Regions from separate parts of the Mus musculus genome. Here all the other regions are linked to region 1. A link is a loop called in an ENCODE intact Hi-C map of the cell type or tissue named here. Cell type or tissue: heart. All regions are shown on one strand. Each heading gives the region's core, and the rest is flanking DNA. Links, peaks and the distances in the headings are about the cores only.

Region 1 (5,626 bases), core at 325-5,324:
GAAGTACATAGGGAACAAAGAAAAAGAAAAACAGAATTTTAAGATAAAGTAATCAGTAAGGCATTTCTGAGATTTTAGGAAATGGCTGTGCAGACTGGATGTTATACATAGCTGATATATGATACCCCACTATTACATTGTTTCAAATCACTTCTTTTCATTCAAGTAATTCTAAAGTACTTATAAATAAAATCTGCTCAAAAATAGTCTAGTTCCCACCCTGAGGGGAAAAAATGGCGAGAAGAGGAATGATTCTAGATGCTAAACAGTGACAGCTTAAAAGTGTGTGACAGATAGAGGGCCATCAGAAGATTTTATCCACTTGCATGTCGCTACAAGTATCCAAAAAGAAGAGTTAAAAGAAATAAGCAAGGTCCAAATGTCTTAGGAGCAGGCAACCTACACTGACAGAGGTCACGATCAGTACTAATTCTTCAGTGCGGACTTTGGCTTTACCTGCTAGTTATCAACACACCCTCCGGCCAGCAACTCCACTTCTAGGAATTTATTCCGTAGATACTCACTTACTCAACGGGCTTTTTAAATTTTATTTGTTTGCTTGTTTGTTTGTTTGCTATCTCTTGGCATGCCCTGGGAATGCAGAGGTGGAGAGAGCAACCTACTCTCATTGCATTTCCATTCTTGTTGGGGAGGAGACAGGTAAAACAACTCAACAAGTATTCATGCGTTACAAAGTCAGGTAAGTAAGACGGTAAACAGGGCTGCGCTGGGCTGGCCTGAGTGAAGCGCCAGAAAGCCTGGCCAAGGCAACAGGGGAAAACAACTATGGAGTAATGGTCCGGTCCGATCTGGCCTTCCTTCATTATGCTTTATTCCCCCAAAGCCTCTGTTCATTCAGAGGATGTGGGCACCATCTGAATGATTCTCTTTGTACTACAATATCAATCAGGTCCTTTTAATGCAAGGAAGGTGTCAGAGCAGTATTCCTGCTGGCCTCCCAAACATGGCTGTACATAGCAATTTGATTTTTTTTCAACGAAAGAATTTCTAAGTTATCTAAGCTATATGCAAAGCATATGAATAAAAGTGCAATCGAATTATCAAGGGATTTTAAAGAAGGTAAACTTTTCTTAAGACAAAGTAAAGAGTACATAAGTCTTTCAAAAGATTGATCACCTGCTAGTTCATTTTTAATTACATGCTATCCATTTATTTTGTGTGCATGTATGTGAGGTGGTCTGCATGGAGGTCAAAAGCCAACTTATGGGAGACAGTTCTCTCCTTTCACCATTAAGTCACAAGAAGGATAGATCTCAGGTCATTAGGCCTGATGGCAGGAGCCTTCCCCAGATCAGCAATCTCACCCACGCTCTGGTAGTAAATTTTACCTACAAACAGCCAGTTCTGGTCTTTCTGCAAGATGGAGAATCACTGACTTAAAGATCTCGGTAGTTGAAGTTCATGATCTTTTAAGCACAGAGCTTCAAGCTCTGATTTTCTTTCTTGGGTAAATGTTTAACATATACAACAAACGATCAATTGATGCAAAAAGAAATGACTGCTACAACTCCTGACTTAGGAACATTGCAAACTAATATTTCTGGTCATACACTATCAAGGCTTCAAAACTGCCAACAGAGATAATAGTCTACAAACTATCAAATTAAGAAACCAGATAGAGGGAAAGAAACCTATTCCTATATAAAACAGGCTACTCAATTTTGAGATCAGCTTTACATAACTGCCTCTTCTCCATCCTAAAAGAAGGATGCAAGTCTAACTCACCGACCAATCCCAGAAGATTCCAGGACCTTACAGAGTAATTTTCAATGACCAATTCCTGTGCAGATTTCAAGTGCTTTGTAACTAACTACCTGCATAGACAACCACCAGTTCTCTCCAACAGCTGAGAATGGATGCATCCATCCATCCTTTCCTTTGGATTCTGAAAACGGCTTAACCCTTGAAAGGGGGTCGGTGAATGCAGCTCTGACCTGCGATTAGCTAGCGAAGGGAAGGACCAGACAGGAGAGTTGCTACTGAGCTCCATATACGGTCAAGGCAAAGCAGGTGAACTGGCTAAGAGCACTTGCAGGGTCTTTGGTCTTGCCGTTCACCCTGCGTGGTCCTCTTCTTAAGGGCAGCCTTTCAAACTCCTCGGGAGACTCTTTCCAGAGCCAGTCAGGAATACTGGGCCCCTGATTACTATGGACTCAACCACTAAGTATCTCTGCAGGCTAACCTGATAAGGATGCCAGCCAGGGTGCTGGGTGGGTTAGTGAGCAGCTCGTGGAGGGGGTGGGAGGGTGAGATGGGGGTTGAAGGAGAGCTCCAGAGGCAGATGTTTGGAGGAAAGAATGGGGTTGGACGGTCCCTGCGGGCCAGACGAGGGGAGGTAGTCTTTAGAAGGGTCGAAGAGGACGCCGGGAGGATGGAACCGTGTGATGCTCCCGCAGCAGATCTCTGAAGGTGGGAGCCTGGGACTACCTGCCCTCCAGGTGAGGGGCCCGCGCGTGTCTGCACCGCATCTCACCTGCCCAGCGCCCGCTTCATGCCCGCGTCGGATGCGCTGTGCGGCTCTGCCGTCCCCTTGCCCGCCAGACGCAGGTTCTGCTTCAAGCTGCAGTCGGCGTCCAGCGCCGCGGCGGCCGAGCCGGAGGAGGACGAGCCTGAGGCGGCGCAGCGCTCATGCTCCAAGGTGACGGGCTCGGTCCGCTTCCTCATCCCGCGGCCCTGTCGGCAGCAGCTCTCGGCGCCCTGGTTTCGCCCGCCCGCCTGCGCCGACCTCGCTGCAGTCGCCGCCGCTCACAGCCGTCACCACCCGGAGCCGGGAGCCCACTGCGGGTCACATCCCAGCCCCAGGCCGCGGCGCCCGCTATGGACCAGCGCCGGAGGCCGGTCGGCCACCGCGGCCAATCAGCGCACGAGTCCAGGAAGCCCCGCCCCAGACACGCCCCCGGCAGCTCCGCTTCACAAGCAGCGCGCCCAGCATCCCCAGCGCCAGCCACAGCCATCTTGGAGAAGGGCGGAATAAGCTGAAACTGCGGGTCATTTTCAGGGCAGGGCTAGTCTGAAGGGTCTTAGTGCGTTTACGAAACGGATTAGGGCCAGTTTGGATTCTCCTGCTGGGTTGCTTTAGGTGCAACTCAGGTGCCCTCTGCCTACGAACTGAGGCAGGCCCTATCTAAGATCTAAGTGGTCCGAATGGGGAGGGTGCTAGGGAGTCCTTGAGGGCACTAGCTCCGTTTGCTGGGCAAAATAGGCTCTCTCTACTCCCTCTTTAGGGCATTTGGCGCCCCTAAAAAGCTAGAGCCCCAGATGTTCTCTAGATTTGATATACTCAACAAAAAAGCTTTACAGAGAGAGAGAGACTCCAGTAGCTAATGTATTGTTTAAACAAGTTTATATTTACTTTTTTTTTTTTTTTTTTGTCTTTTCGAGTCAGGGTTTCTCTGTGTAGCCCTGGCTGTCCTGGAACTTACTTTGTAGACCAGGCTGGCCTCGAACTGAGAAATCCGCCTGCCTCTGCCTCCCATATATTCACTTTTTCTTTCGCTGAATGTAAGAAAATGAACTGCCTGCGTATGCTTTGAAGTCTTCTATTAAAGTTTGGATCTTCATAAGAACGATTAGGACTGGTAAGAAGGCAAGGAAATCCGTTTCAAAGAGGAATTTGCACTCTGACATCCAAATTTAATAATTCAATCCACCTGAAAAAAAATGAAAGGACACGTTGTAGCTTTTAATAGTTTTTGTTTTGTTTGATATAGCATGCATTTTACTAATGAGTTACTTTTGTAATTTCAACATGCATGTAATCAGTTTGAAAAATATTGGCAACTGATAAAGATTTAATAGGAACTTAGAAATGTAATGGATTATGTTGTTGCCTTTGTAATGATAGTTACAACTTGCAATTCAAGAATTTCTTTACCATTTTTGCTATATTATAACCTATGTTCATACTGTATGAATATCTACAGTCTTTAAAACATCAACAAAATAGTACTATAGATTTGAATATTCAAAAAGGAAATTAAATGCTTAAAGATAGTTTTGACCTATCAGTCATAAAATCTTTATAGAAAAACAAAAGAACAAATAGCCCTGGTAGGACATGCCTGAAGTTATTACAGAAGCTGACATCAGGAGGGTTGCAGATTGGAGGCCAACCCAGGCAATTTAGCGGCTTCTGTCTCAAAATAACACAAATAAAAAGAGCTGAATATAGCTCAGTGATAGCATTTCCTCAGTATACCTGAGGATTGGGGTTCCATTATACAGAGGAGGGGGGGGGGAGGAGGAAGAAGAGGAGGAGGGGAAGAACTGGAGGGAGGAGACAGAGAGGGTGTAGAGCTAGATTTTGTCAATATGATCCTTATCTCTTGGTCTCCTAATGTTTAAATATGCTTCCACACTGGGTACGCTCCCATTGTATCTCTGGGTCATACCCTTTCTAGATCTAAGGCTCTTTATCAAATGTTCTACTTCTTGTTGACGTCTAATAGGCACTCAACCCTCCTAGCTCATCCCCTTTCCCTCCCAAGAAATGAATGGGAACTCCATCCTTGGCTTTCTTGGAGTCAAGACTCTGGTTTCATCCTTGATTTTTCCTTTTTTTTTTCTTTTTTTATGACACCACACCCGTCATCAAGTTTTACATCAGCCCTGTATCAAAAATCCAGCCTCTAACCAGTTCCTATCTCCTCCACCAATCCCCACCTTGGACCAAACAAACAGCCATCATTCCTCACTTGGATTTCCTTAAAGGTCTAAGAGGCCTCTTGCCTTCACTTTTGTTTTGCTTCCTTCTGTCTAACATCTGCCACAGAACTGAATCTGTCACTAAAAACCCTTTGGTTGGTTCCCACCTCTCTCAAAACTGGAAGCTTGTATCCAAAAGGCTCTACAATAGCCTACCTGACAGAGCTCCAGCCCCACTTCTCAGGATCAAACTTCTCCCAGGATCACTGCCTCTCTCATGGTCCTTCACAAAGCTACACAGCCCCTCCCCAAGACCTTTACACTTTGATTCTTGTTGAAAAACCCTGCCTTCCTAAAGCCTACTATCTACAGAGTTACACCCCTGCCCTATGAGAGTTATGTTTGCCGAACACTTACTCAGAACTCTCAGACCTTCTCATTTTTGCTGCGTTCACCTTTCTGGGTTTATCCTGGCTAGTGCGTAGCACCAAAATACTTGACATTGATACATCTTTATCTGTATTGATGTTTTCCACACTGCAAGATAGACTCCAAGAAAGGACCTTGTTTACTGCATTATCTTCAGTATCCGGACCAATGCTTGGCTCATAGTACACACTTCATAAATATTTGCTGAAGGAAAGATAGAATCATCAAGGCTGCGCATGGGTATTCTACTGTTCCCATTTTAAAAGTAAAGAAGTCTAAAGGTCAATAAAAGACTCACCTCCTAGCTGAAATTGAAACTAGACATGGATGAAACTACTGGTTTGTGAATCATAATCCTATAGCAGTATTTTGAGAGTTTAATAGACACTATAGTACCTAAGTATCCCTAATTGACATAAAAAGAAAATCCCTATTTATTTAGCTATCTACCTACTTACCTATCTGTTGCTTTCTGAGACAGGGTCTCATACTCTAGCCCAGGTTGGCCTGGAACTCTCTGGAATACTCTTGC
Region 2 (5,626 bases), core at 428-5,427, 160 kb before region 1:
TGCTTGGGAGGAAGCCAGGATGTACACGGGCCGAAGGCTCCTCCCAGGATCATTATCCAGAGCTTCCATTCACTGGGTATTTCTCCGACTGATTAAAAACCTTAGATGTTCTAGATGTAGTGGGGGTGAATCAGGAGGATGAGAGCGTCTGAAACCCAGGACCTTGCAGAACCATGTTACCCTGATTCTTCTGTGTGTTTGTCTTGATCTTTCAAAGTGCTAAGGATTATACTCAGCGTCTCCCTCATGCTAGGCAAATGAATGTCTATGACTGAGCTACATCCTCAGCCCTTCTTTGACATTTCTATTTAGAGACAGGCTGTCATGAAACCGTCCATGCTAGCTCTGAAGTCTCTATCTACCTGCTTCAGCCTACTGTGTCCTAAAATGACAGGCCAGCAGCACCAGGCCCTGCTCCTGCTTCATTTAACAGACTTACAGCACATGTAACTATGCAAACACAGCTGAGCAGACAGCATGCAAGACAATGGCTCTCTCTATTCTTAGTCACTGAGGATGCTAAGATAGGTCACATACTCATTGACTTCCTTAGTCCACAAAGCAGGGCCAGTCATACATAGCTGCTGTCAGAACATATGCCTACATTCTTGCTCTGCGCACATCTCTATCTGTGTCATCTCCTCCAGCTTCGGAGCAGATGCTTCTCAGCATCTTCCTTCTAAAGGGGGAAAGCTTCAGGCGCATCCTGATGATCCATTTAGCCCTTCAATAAATATTTTGAATGCTTTCTTAACTTGGGTTTCCCTGCATGCTGTTTGAGAAAAGAGTGTATAAAGAAGTTATTTCACTTCGTGCTCCCCCTGAAATATGGTTAAGGAAGAAGGGAAGGAAGCCTGGGGAGAAGCCACTACTATGGGCAACGAGGGCTCATCCTGCTGTGGACTCTGTGAAGGGCAGACAGAGATATTTATCTACACTCAGTTAAGAGCTGCTATGAAGCATATGTACTGTCCACTGCTTACCACCTTGTCTCTGCCTAAACACACAGCATGGTAAGACTCAACAATCTACATCAAATGTATTTATATCCTGTAGATAAGCAGCCAGGGACCACAGCCTCCTAAGCACATAGCTAGCCATCCCCCTCTTCCATTAAGATCCAGAAAGGCTGCTAGGATAAAAAATGTCTCAACAGTACCTGCCATCTACTTGTACCTCAGAATTTGAAAAGCAGACCACTCTGGATTTTATTCGTTTATTAAGAGGACTCTTAATGTTCTGAACTAAAGCACTGGAGAAGACACTGTTTCAATAAGAACTCTTTCTCAAGCTCCCTCCTGCTCAAGATGTTGCCGAAGGTTGTTCCAAGACAACAGAGAACTTGGCTGTAGTTGCTTCTGGGAAAGTTAGCCTTTATCTCCTTTGCCATCTAGATTGTGCTGGCTGTCATAAGCACTAAAGAGAACTGCAAAGAAATGGCAGTCATAATGGGATCTCTTTACTACCATTAGAATGTCTATACCATAGGCAGGGTCAGGTTGTAGGCTCCTTATATGCAAATACCAGGTGCTGGGCAAGCACTATTGCTCAGAGCAGATGACATCATTTGCTCTTGGGAAGCTTACACTTCAGTAGTAAAACAGAGAACAAACTGTTGGGCATGACTTATACTGTGAAGGAAATACACAAAGAATGGTAGAGAATAGCTCGGAGAGGTCCACTGTAAATGAAACAGTCTGAGAAGGTGGCATTATGTTATTTTAAAAGTGAGAAAAGATCTACAAAAGGAAATGCCTGAGAGAATAGCTTTCCAAGTAGTGAGTATGACCACTTGTAAAAACTAAGACAAAAATTCTAGAGAATTTGAGAGAAGTATTGTGAAAGTGGAGAAGATGGTAAAAGATGTGAAGGCAGAAGACAGAAGCAGGGTCCTTACAGGTCCACGAACAAACTTCAAAACACTAGAAAATTAAGTCAAAACTGTGAGGTGCAGTTTTTCTACTACAAGTTAGCAAAGAACCCAGCGTTTGGAAGGACTCCACCGTTGAAGACGTGGGGAACCCATGCTTTCACACATTATTTGTAAGAGTGTTAATTAGTACAATAACTGAAGAGAAAATTGAGTCGTATCTCTGGAGTTGTATTCAAAGAGCATATAGTTTATCATAGCCAATTCCAATACTAAGACTCTCTCCCACAGCACATCCATAGTGAGTAGCAAGATAGTCAGTCCTTGGGATGCTGTAGTGCTATGTACAACAAAACAGCCAGGGAAGTGGGGAGGGGAGAGCTTTTAAGATCCGCCAAATAAGAGACCATATAGACTTCCGTTGTAATCAGATCTTGGTGGTTTTATTAAAGTGAGACAAGGCAAGGTCCAATGAGCTGCTCACATGCTGTTTACAATAGTTTCGCGGGACTAATAGCGATTGCCAACCCTACTCTCACACAGTATCCCCGCACTCTGTGGTTAGCATCCACCCACTCACTCCCTGAGTACCCCATCTTTTCATTAGAAATCCTTGCTTTTAGGCTTTCCCAGCCGATAGACAGGGATGTCCTCCAGGAACAAGACCAGTGTCCTGCACCCCAATGTATAGATGCCATCACGTGGGCAGGAAGAAGCGGAGTCCTGGTTCGGTGGGGAAAAGACAACTTGGGAGATATTCAGACAAATGAATTAGGGACATACATCCAGAGTCTCGCTGCAGTTAGGAGCTGACAACCTTGTGGCTTCTAGGAAGACATCAGAAAATATGGCCAAGGATAAAGGACGCTTGATAGCACCGCATTCTCTATTGTGAATGCATATCCTATCACGAATTCCCTTGAAAGTAAAAGAAGCAACTCGGGTGTGGAGGGATGCAGGAGGAAAGCCTACAGAAGGACGAGGTGATGGATGAGATTGAAGTAACTCCTACTCTAGTCAAGACAAGGCTCTGTTCCTCCCACACCTCAGGACTTGTTAGAAGGATCCAAGATAAGCAGGAGCTCCAGAGCCCCCTACTGGCAGAAAGAAAAATAAACACCCAAAGAGCACATGGCTATTGCGCCTGCGTGGCTGGCAAACGCCATGGCACACGCGCATCAACGCCGTCCTGCCCACCCGGTGACGCAAAGTGCACGTAGGCGGAGACAGCTTCTCGGCGTCTGCTGGGGTTTGCTTCCACGCGTTAAGGCTCTGTTGACGCGGACCGGCGCTGGAGAGCTGGGCGCGCGGTGTGTGGTCGCTGTCTGCCTCCGGCTACGCCACTACCTCTCCTGCGGGGCCGAGGGAGCCGTGCAGGGTAAGCGGGGCCAGCGAAATGTGCTTGGCCCGGAGGACTGACTACGGTTGGTCTCCCCACGCGCGCGAGGGACGGGGTTCCCCGTGGTGCAGTTCCAATGCCTGATACCTCCCTGGGCCCGGAGACAGCTCCGGGGGGAGGCCTCGGGGTCACTTGCGCTCTCGGTCCATTCAACTGGCTGTCTTTCCGACCCTGCTGCGTAGCCCTCGCACGTCTACAACACACCGTGGGACTCGTGAGCTATGCTGTAGGCCAAGCAGCAGGGGTCTCTGCCCGAGTGTAGCCCACAGCCCTGCCGCGTCCATTCATTCTGCTGGCTTGTGCTGACCCGCCCCCAGCAGAACCAGGCCCAGGCGCCTCCCCTTCTGCACTGGATAGCCCAACTGGGAGGCTCAGGAAACCGGGGAAACCCTGTGTTCTGATTGTGTGGAAGGTGGGAACGGTGGTGACATGGAAGAACTTACCAGGGGTCAGGGTGGTTCCACCTGAGTTGGTGTGTGGCCACAGGTGCTTCAGGTTAAAGGAGAGAGAAAGGTCCAGATGTAGACACCCAGAATGTAGGACAGGGAGTCAGTGAGAACACATTTTTATTTTAAAAGCATCAGGAAGTAATTGGTTTTGAGACAACATTGCTGAGTAGGTCACAGTGGACACAGCCCTTCACCCTGAGAGTATATCCCCCCCCCCCCAAAAAAAAATCAGTCACCTGAAAATACCTGGTCCTTTTGTGTCTCTGCAGATCCTGTGTGGTGAGGGGCGTAGGGAATGCTCATAGCCAGAATAGGAAACTCTCAGACAGTGAGGAAGGAGCTTCCCTAGGGAGAGGCAGAGGAATGTGATTACAGGATCTCTCCTGGGGTGCTGCAGAGCCATGAAGGGGGCTGAATACCTAGCGTTGAGGGGAGGTTTCCCCATCCCTGTTACCAGCGTTTTAACAATGTCCTTGAAAATAATGCAGCAAGCATAAAGGTAAGTCTGAATATTGCCCGCCCCCCTTCTCCTGCCCTGGAAGAAGTGTAGACTAAGATGGTGTGTATCTGAGTCCCATCTGGAGCCTCATGGACAGAACGAACCTGAGAGTTACACAGCTCTCTCTCTGTGTACTTAGGTCTGGAAGAACCTACTGGCCCATGCAGGCATAGCACCCTGCAAAAGAATCAGGAGGAGGCAGTCTTCACCGGACTGTTCATCTATCTATATCTATATCTATATACATATAGATATAGATATAGATATAGATATATGTGTTTTTTTTTCTTTCTACAACTACCAGGAGAAATACATGATGCTTTGTTAATATGCTTTATTTTTGGACACATGTGTAGCATGTGCAGCAGTCATTTCCCACATAGCTTGGTTCCTGTCTTTTAATGCAAACCTGAAAAGATCTGGCAGCTGCCAGTTTGAATCAGATGGAGCCTATTTCTGAGATCTAGCCTCCCCTCCTCGCTCGCCCTCTAACATTCTCTGACTCCCGCATCTACCTGACAGGAGGTGGACCTCCCCAAGTCACCTCTGCTTGCCTCTGTGTGCTGCTTCCTGTTCCGGTCCACTTCCTGCTCATTCTCCACTTGGCTGTAGTTCAAGCTGCTGCTTCTGCAAACGCTGTTCGGCAAAGTGCAAACTAAGGTTGAGCTGTTCTCGGTGAGCTTTTTGGGAGTCTGATCAGTATACCACCACTGGGTGTGAGACGTAGCTAGAGAAAAGTAGTCCTTCGTGCACTACCCCTTAGCTGTGGACAAACACTTCAACCCGACAGAAGAAAGTTGATGTTTGGAGTTGAGCCTCTGAAACATGGACACCCTGTGGACCAGTTTGTCTGGTTCTGGTCCTGTACCCCCTGGATATGATGTTCTGTTTGGATTGTTCATATCATCCAGAGCTTGCTGATATGTAAATGCAGTGATTGTAAATGCAAATTGATAAGTGTTGTCAGGTTGTATAAAGGTAGAGTCTTGTATTTCCAGGTTGGTGTAGGGCGCTCAGAGCACATGATGAAGATGTTCGGGCTGGGGAAGGCAGTGGTAGTAGGATTTTAGCAGAGGTTTTAGGATAGGGTCAGAATTGGACAAAATTGGCCCAGTTGATGGCTGAACATTCTGGGAATGGACAATAGTGTGTGCGCAAAGGGCCTGGGATGTGTAGGAGCTGAGTTTTCAGGGCAAAAAGAAGCACTGTGCTCTTGGAGTGCTTGGGCAAGGATCAAAGGTATGGTATGAGGTGCAAGTACCAGCCACCCACAGCAGGTGATGGATGAGAGCCGCTCATGAGAGCATTGGGTAGCTCTTAAGTGCAATGGAACCAAGTGAGATCCAGAGCACGGCAGGAGCTGGGGCCTGGCAAGGGAGGCTTACCCCTTGGCATCTGCCAAGAAAACC
Region 3 (5,626 bases), core at 428-5,427, 53 kb before region 1:
CTTAGCTAAGGCACAGCTGAAGGCTGGGTCCAGGGAGCTGGCAGAGGCATTGGTTAAGGGATAATGGATAAGATGACTGGGTTATAGAAGGGAAAGAAGGCACAGAGGTTCACGTTTCTGGCACCATCATTTAACCCAGAAAAGATGTCAAAATGGATGAAATCTAGAACCTTGTTCAAGTGAACTCCAGGCACTATGCAGAGCCTTGCAGTTAACCGTCATCGCCAGCAGGGCCGTAACTGGAGAAACTGTATGTAGTTAGTATGCCAAACACCGGGAGATCATGGAAACCTCAGGATGGGAAGCATGCAGGACGGGGTAACTGAGAAGGACCCTGCCTCACTGTCACCGCAAACACAAGCAAAGCACATCAACACTGGGAACCACACCATGTGTCTGGGAGAGGGGACACAGAAAGACACAGGCCAAGTGTGAGTGCGCAGAGAGAGTTAATGCTTTCCTTATAGAACACTGTGCTTTACTGCATGGCAAACAACTGTTGAAGAAAAATTTAATAGGAAAATGAAAAATTTAAATGGATACACCAACAAAGCATAAATCCCCAGATTAACTTGTCCTCACCATGGGGAGAGTGACAAAGAGCAGCATGGTCCTGACTTCTGGGTGACCATGAGCTCTAGAAGGAATCCACGGACAGCTTTTTTGTTGTTGCTGTTGGTGAAGAGGGTGAGTTTCAAAACTAACTTTATACGTCATGTATTAGATCTAACTCATGTCCTTCAATGCCACTTGGCCTCAATGAACACTTTCTGAATAAATGAGCCATCTGACTCATGAAGACACGGATACACACGCTCCTTTTACAGAAACTCCTCTGAGCATCTGCCCCAGGCCTTCATGAGAGAGGAATTCTCCCCAGGACTGCAATTCCAGTCACCACATTCCTACTCCACAGTCCCTTGAAAAAGCAAGCTGAAGGGTTTGTTTGTTTGTTTGTTTGTTTGTTTTTATTGTTTTATTTTATTTTCTTTTAATTTCTAGGTTAGAACAATAATGGGTCTCTCTCTCCTGGCCACAGATAAGCACTGCAGTGCTGAATTGAGCCAAGGTCACACTGCCTGTATCAGGGGAGCATTTTCTTTTTTTAAAATTAGATATTTTTTCATTTACATTTCAAATGCTATCCCCTTTCCTAGTTTCTTCTCCGAAAGTCCCCTATAGCCTCCCCTGCCCTGCTCCCCAACCCACCCACTCCCGCTTCCTGGCCCTGGCGTTCCCCTGTACTGGGGCATATGATCTTCACAAGACCAAGGGCCTCTCCTCCCACTGATGGCCAACTAGGCCATCATCTGCTACAATTTGCAAAACACATGAAACTCAACAAGGAAGACCAAAATGTGGATACTTCATTCCTTCTTAGAATGGGGAACAAAATACCCATGGAAGGAGTTACATAGACAAAGTTCGGAGCTGAGACGGAAAGAAGGACCACCCAGAGACTGTCCCACCAGGGATCCATACCCTAAACAGCCACCAAACCCAGACACTATTGCATATGCCAGCAAGATTATACCAGTGCCTGGCAAATACAGAAGTGGATGCTCACAGTCATCTATTAGATGGATCACAGGGCCCCCAATGAAGGAGCTAGAGAAAGTACCCAAGGAGCTAAAGGGGTCTGCAACCCTATAGGAGGAACAACAATAACCAGTACCCCACCCTCCAGAGCTTTTGTCTCTAGTTGCAAGCTGAAGTTTTAAAGCTCCTCTTAAGTTTCTGTTACATGCTGAATTATGTCCTCCCCAAAATCCTAGAACTCAAGACCATTGACCTCACTTAAAAAGCAGGTCTCTTCAGAGTAACAAATCTTAAATGAGGTCACCAGAGTAGCCTCTACCCACCATGATTAGCATACTTCCAAATAGGGAGACCACACGAAGACTGGAGTAGATGGAGTGAGGATTCTACAAGTCAAAACATATCAAAGACTGTGGGTCACTGCCAGCTGATGAAACAGGCAGGAAATGATGGAGGGCTTGCCCACTATGCACAAGGACCTGGAGTTCCATCCGGAGTACAAAAGGAAGGGAGGAATGAGAGAAGAGGAAGAAAGGATGAACTCTACCCAGGTGCCTCAGAGGCTACCAACACTTAGATCTTACACTTTCAGCCACTAGAACTATGAGAGCATTTTTAAGTCATTCAACCTGTAGACCTGTCAGAGAAATGGACACAATCATACTAAAGCATTCAGATTTTATCCTGACATTAGTGTTACTGGAGACTTGGGAGTCCTCTGGCATATAAAAATGAGACCAAGCAAAGAATATAAGCAAGGCTCTGGAAAACAATAGGGTTCCAGCTTACAAGAGCTAGCACTGGCTACTCCCTGAACAACGGGAGAAGCCGGCCTTTACTGGCTGGCCTGAAGGTGGAGCACAAGCTGTAGATGCTAGGTACTAGAGCTGCTGGAAGATCCGCAGGGTCAGGAGACCAGCTCCACAGAGGATCAGAAGGTCTGCACGAGGGCTGAACAGAACTGACCTGAGGGCGGTGGCAGCACAGAAAGGAAGACAGAAACGCCAGGTCTGTTCCTGTTGCAGCCACCCATCAGAGAGCTAAGGTAACTATGGGACATGAAGGCTCTGACCAGAAAGAAGTCTACTTCCTGTGCTGTCAATGCCAAGCCCATGCTTCCCTCTACGACTTTCCCACACACTTCGAAACTTGAGAGCTGTATCCTCATTCGAGGATAAAATAGGTTGTAAGGAGAGAGAGAGAGAGAGAGTGAGAGAGAGAGAGAGAGAGAGAGAGAGAGAGAGAGAGAGAGAGAGAGAGAACTTGAGGAGGAAGAGCAGCAGAGAAGCCTTTGACTGGCATCCAGTTTGCCTTTGTTGCTAACTGGTGTGTGTGTGTGTGTGTGTGTGTGTGTGCATGTTGTAAACTTTAACATAACTGATAGAGCCACAACTGCCTACAGAGATTTGTGTCTTCCTGAATTACCCGGCGCCATCTCAGACAGGCATGTTAAAAACAGCAACTGAGCTGTGCTTACTTAGGACATGGATATCTGTAAATATATCAGTACTCCTATCTCATTCCTAAATAAACAATGCACTTATAAAGCCACTTTACAATTTTATTCACAAGGGTAAATTCTTTAAAGAATAAGTAAACCAGCTCATAGATTTTTACCTAGGCTTTTTTTTTGCTTTTAAGTTTGTTTACTTTTTAAACCTTGTTGTAAGTTACCACAGGATTATACATAGTCACTGTAAACACGCTTAAGCATCCTTCACTATTGCCCTATATGTGTATGAGTACGGCATTCATGCACGTCTTGTGGAATGTATGTGGACGTCTGAGGATAACTTTTGGGAGTCAGTTCTCTCATTCTACTATGGTTCTGGGGATTAAACTTAGGTCATGAGACTTGTGTGGTTTTACCTGCTGAGCCACCTTACTGACCTGCTGACCTTAGCATCTCTTGAGAAACCTAGACCCATGTGTTGTATTATTGTGTACTAACCTTTTTTCTATATGACTATGGTGACTTGAAAGAGAAATGTCCACTGTAGGCTCATGTAGGTATCTGAAGACTTGGTTCCCAGTTTGTGGTGGTGTTGGAGCACAGGTGTGGCAGGGTGGGGTAGGGTGGGGTGGTACAGCCTTGCTGGAGAAATTAGATCATTGGGTGTCAGCATACTTCCAGTTCTTTCTCCTTTGTGCTTACAGTTGGAGATGTGATCTCTCAGATACCTGCTTTTGCTGCCATGCCTGCCGCTTGCTTCTATGTATCTCCAATACGATGGACTCTTACCCCTCTGGAACCATATGCTAAAATAAACTTTTTCTTCCATAAATTAATTTTGGTCACAACATTTTATCATAGCAACAGAAAAGTAATTAATACAATGACTTTCTTTCTAAACACTTAAAATAAACTCACATATTATAAAAATCCAAGTCAGGTGTCCACTGGGAACGTGAAACCCCCATTATCAATCCTGCCTCTGAAGGTGGAATCACAGCCACCCTCCTCAGGGGGAAAAGGTTTGGAAAAGTTGTTTTGCCCAGCTCAGCATCCTAACATCCTCGATGCTCTGTACAGAGAAGGAAGCCAATATCGAATCATGAAGCACCTTTGGGATTCTTGCATTCTGGATGAACTCCTGGCCAAGTGGTTCTCTGAGGATTAACAGCTAATCTAGAAAGTTCCAAGCCAAGGAAATTCAGGAACTGGGAAGTTTTGTTCTATACGACCAGATCATCCCAGGAAGCTGGTCTGCCAGTTCACCTGTATTCCTGCCTTCGTGTTCTTACTTATGCAGACCTTGACTGAGGGCATGTTTAGTCCCCAGGATTACACTGCCCCAGAGAACTACAGCTACAGGAACCACCTGGCCAATGTGGGTCTAAGTGATCAGAAATCCCACATGGCAGGACATTGGGATAAGGAGTGCATCAGGGAGAGGTAGCTTCTTAAGTACAGTAGCTCACTCTTCCTCATCAGACTGACTCCCTCTCCTACGTGGTTATTACATCTCTCTTAGCCATCAACCCTTTGTGGTCCCCATTATTATGGGATGCTGCCTGATTTTTTTATTGGTTATTTTATTTATTTACATTTCAAATTATATCCCCTTTCCTGGTTTCCCCTCCAAAAACCCCTATCCCACACCCCCACCCCTGCTTCTATAAGGGTGTTCCCCCACCCACCCATTCACTCCTGCCTTACTGCCCTAGCATTCCCCTACACTGGGGTATCGAGCCTCCACAGGACCAAGAGACTCCCCTCCCATTGATGCCAGATAAGGCAGTGGAGGCACTGACTTATACAATAGCTAAAATAGGAGCAGAGTATGTGGCTCATGGGCATCACAACAGAAATGGCCCCCACATAGAGCGTTCATTACTCCATGTTCCATAGATGTGGTCCAGCTCTTATCACGACCTCTCACAGGTTCCTTATAAACAGGACTTGGCTACACAGGTCAGAAACCATACCTGCAGGTCTCTGGCTTCTCCAGACTTTCATTTACTCTAACTACGCTATGCTGTCATGTATCAGCAATCAAAAACACCAAGGGGCATGACTTGAGACAGATCGTCCACATATAGGCATTCAGTAAAGAGAAAGTAAATAAATATGCAAATGAATAGAAAACAACTTGATTTACCACATTTTTATGAAAGCTGATCTGGAAAAGTATCTGCAAGGGTGAAAGGCTGGATGGAGCTACTAGGCTGGGATGGGCACTTGTGACTGCTATCTGGCTACATCTCATTCCATCTATGTGAGTAATAGAACTAACTGCCTTGTCCCAGGGGTGGTACCGACAAACAGGGCTCGGCAGGTTATCTGGGTTTTATCAATTCCAATTATTTTATAAGGTCAACCAGAGGCTTCTATGGGAGATAAAGAGGTAAGAATGAACATTATGAGGGGTTTAACAAGGACTGCTCAGGGAAGAATGAAGGAGGCTAGTGTTTAATAGAGCTAAACCATTTTCCAAGAAAGTTTGAGTTTCTCTCCTGTCTCTGCCACTGAACCAAGACTTTCCTTTTGCTAGGAGACATGTTCCTAACCCTTGAGATAGGACAGCAAAGGGACAGGTGGAGGCACACTCTACCCCTTCAGATGCCAGGCATCGCTCAAACAGCA

Evidence for each region. A loop is a pair of places that touch in the nucleus more often than their neighbours do. Peaks named below come from ENCODE experiments on the same cell type or tissue, not always from the same donor. Only the 100,000 strongest peaks of a DNase experiment are listed, where the experiment ranks them.
Region 2: a loop joins it to region 1, with 4 times the contacts of the local background. A loop is called at or near these places in 7 of 42 quality-filtered maps.
Region 3: a loop joins it to region 1, with 2.0 times the contacts of the local background. A loop is called at or near these places in 9 of 42 quality-filtered maps.

What each region holds. Positions count from the first base shown.
Region 1 is chr2:150,901,863-150,907,488 of GRCm38, forward strand. Abhd12 (abhydrolase domain containing 12) reads right to left here and starts at 2,869. Exons shown (of 13, transcript NM_024465.3): 1 at 2,495-2,869. The coding sequence starts at 2,685. In heart, for the core only: a CTCF peak has its summit at 3,189; a DNase peak (open chromatin) is centred at 2,889; H3K4me3 peaks cover 1,906 bases; H3K27ac peaks cover 1,601 bases.
Region 2 is chr2:150,745,986-150,751,611 of GRCm38, forward strand. Entpd6 (ectonucleoside triphosphate diphosphohydrolase 6) reads left to right here and starts at 3,096. Exons shown (of 14, transcript NM_172117.5): 1 at 3,096-3,248. In heart, for the core only: CTCF peaks have their summits at 2,967 (motif pointing left) and 4,370; a DNase peak (open chromatin) is centred at 3,046; H3K4me3 peaks cover 1,457 bases; H3K27ac peaks cover 1,214 bases.
Region 3 is chr2:150,848,901-150,854,526 of GRCm38, forward strand. The region is part of intron 2 of Abhd12 (abhydrolase domain containing 12); the gene reads right to left. Among named protein-coding and RNA genes, the nearest start is that of Gm23598, 32 kb to the right of the region's middle. In heart, for the core only: a CTCF peak has its summit at 2,396 (motif pointing right); no DNase peak of the experiment used is centred there.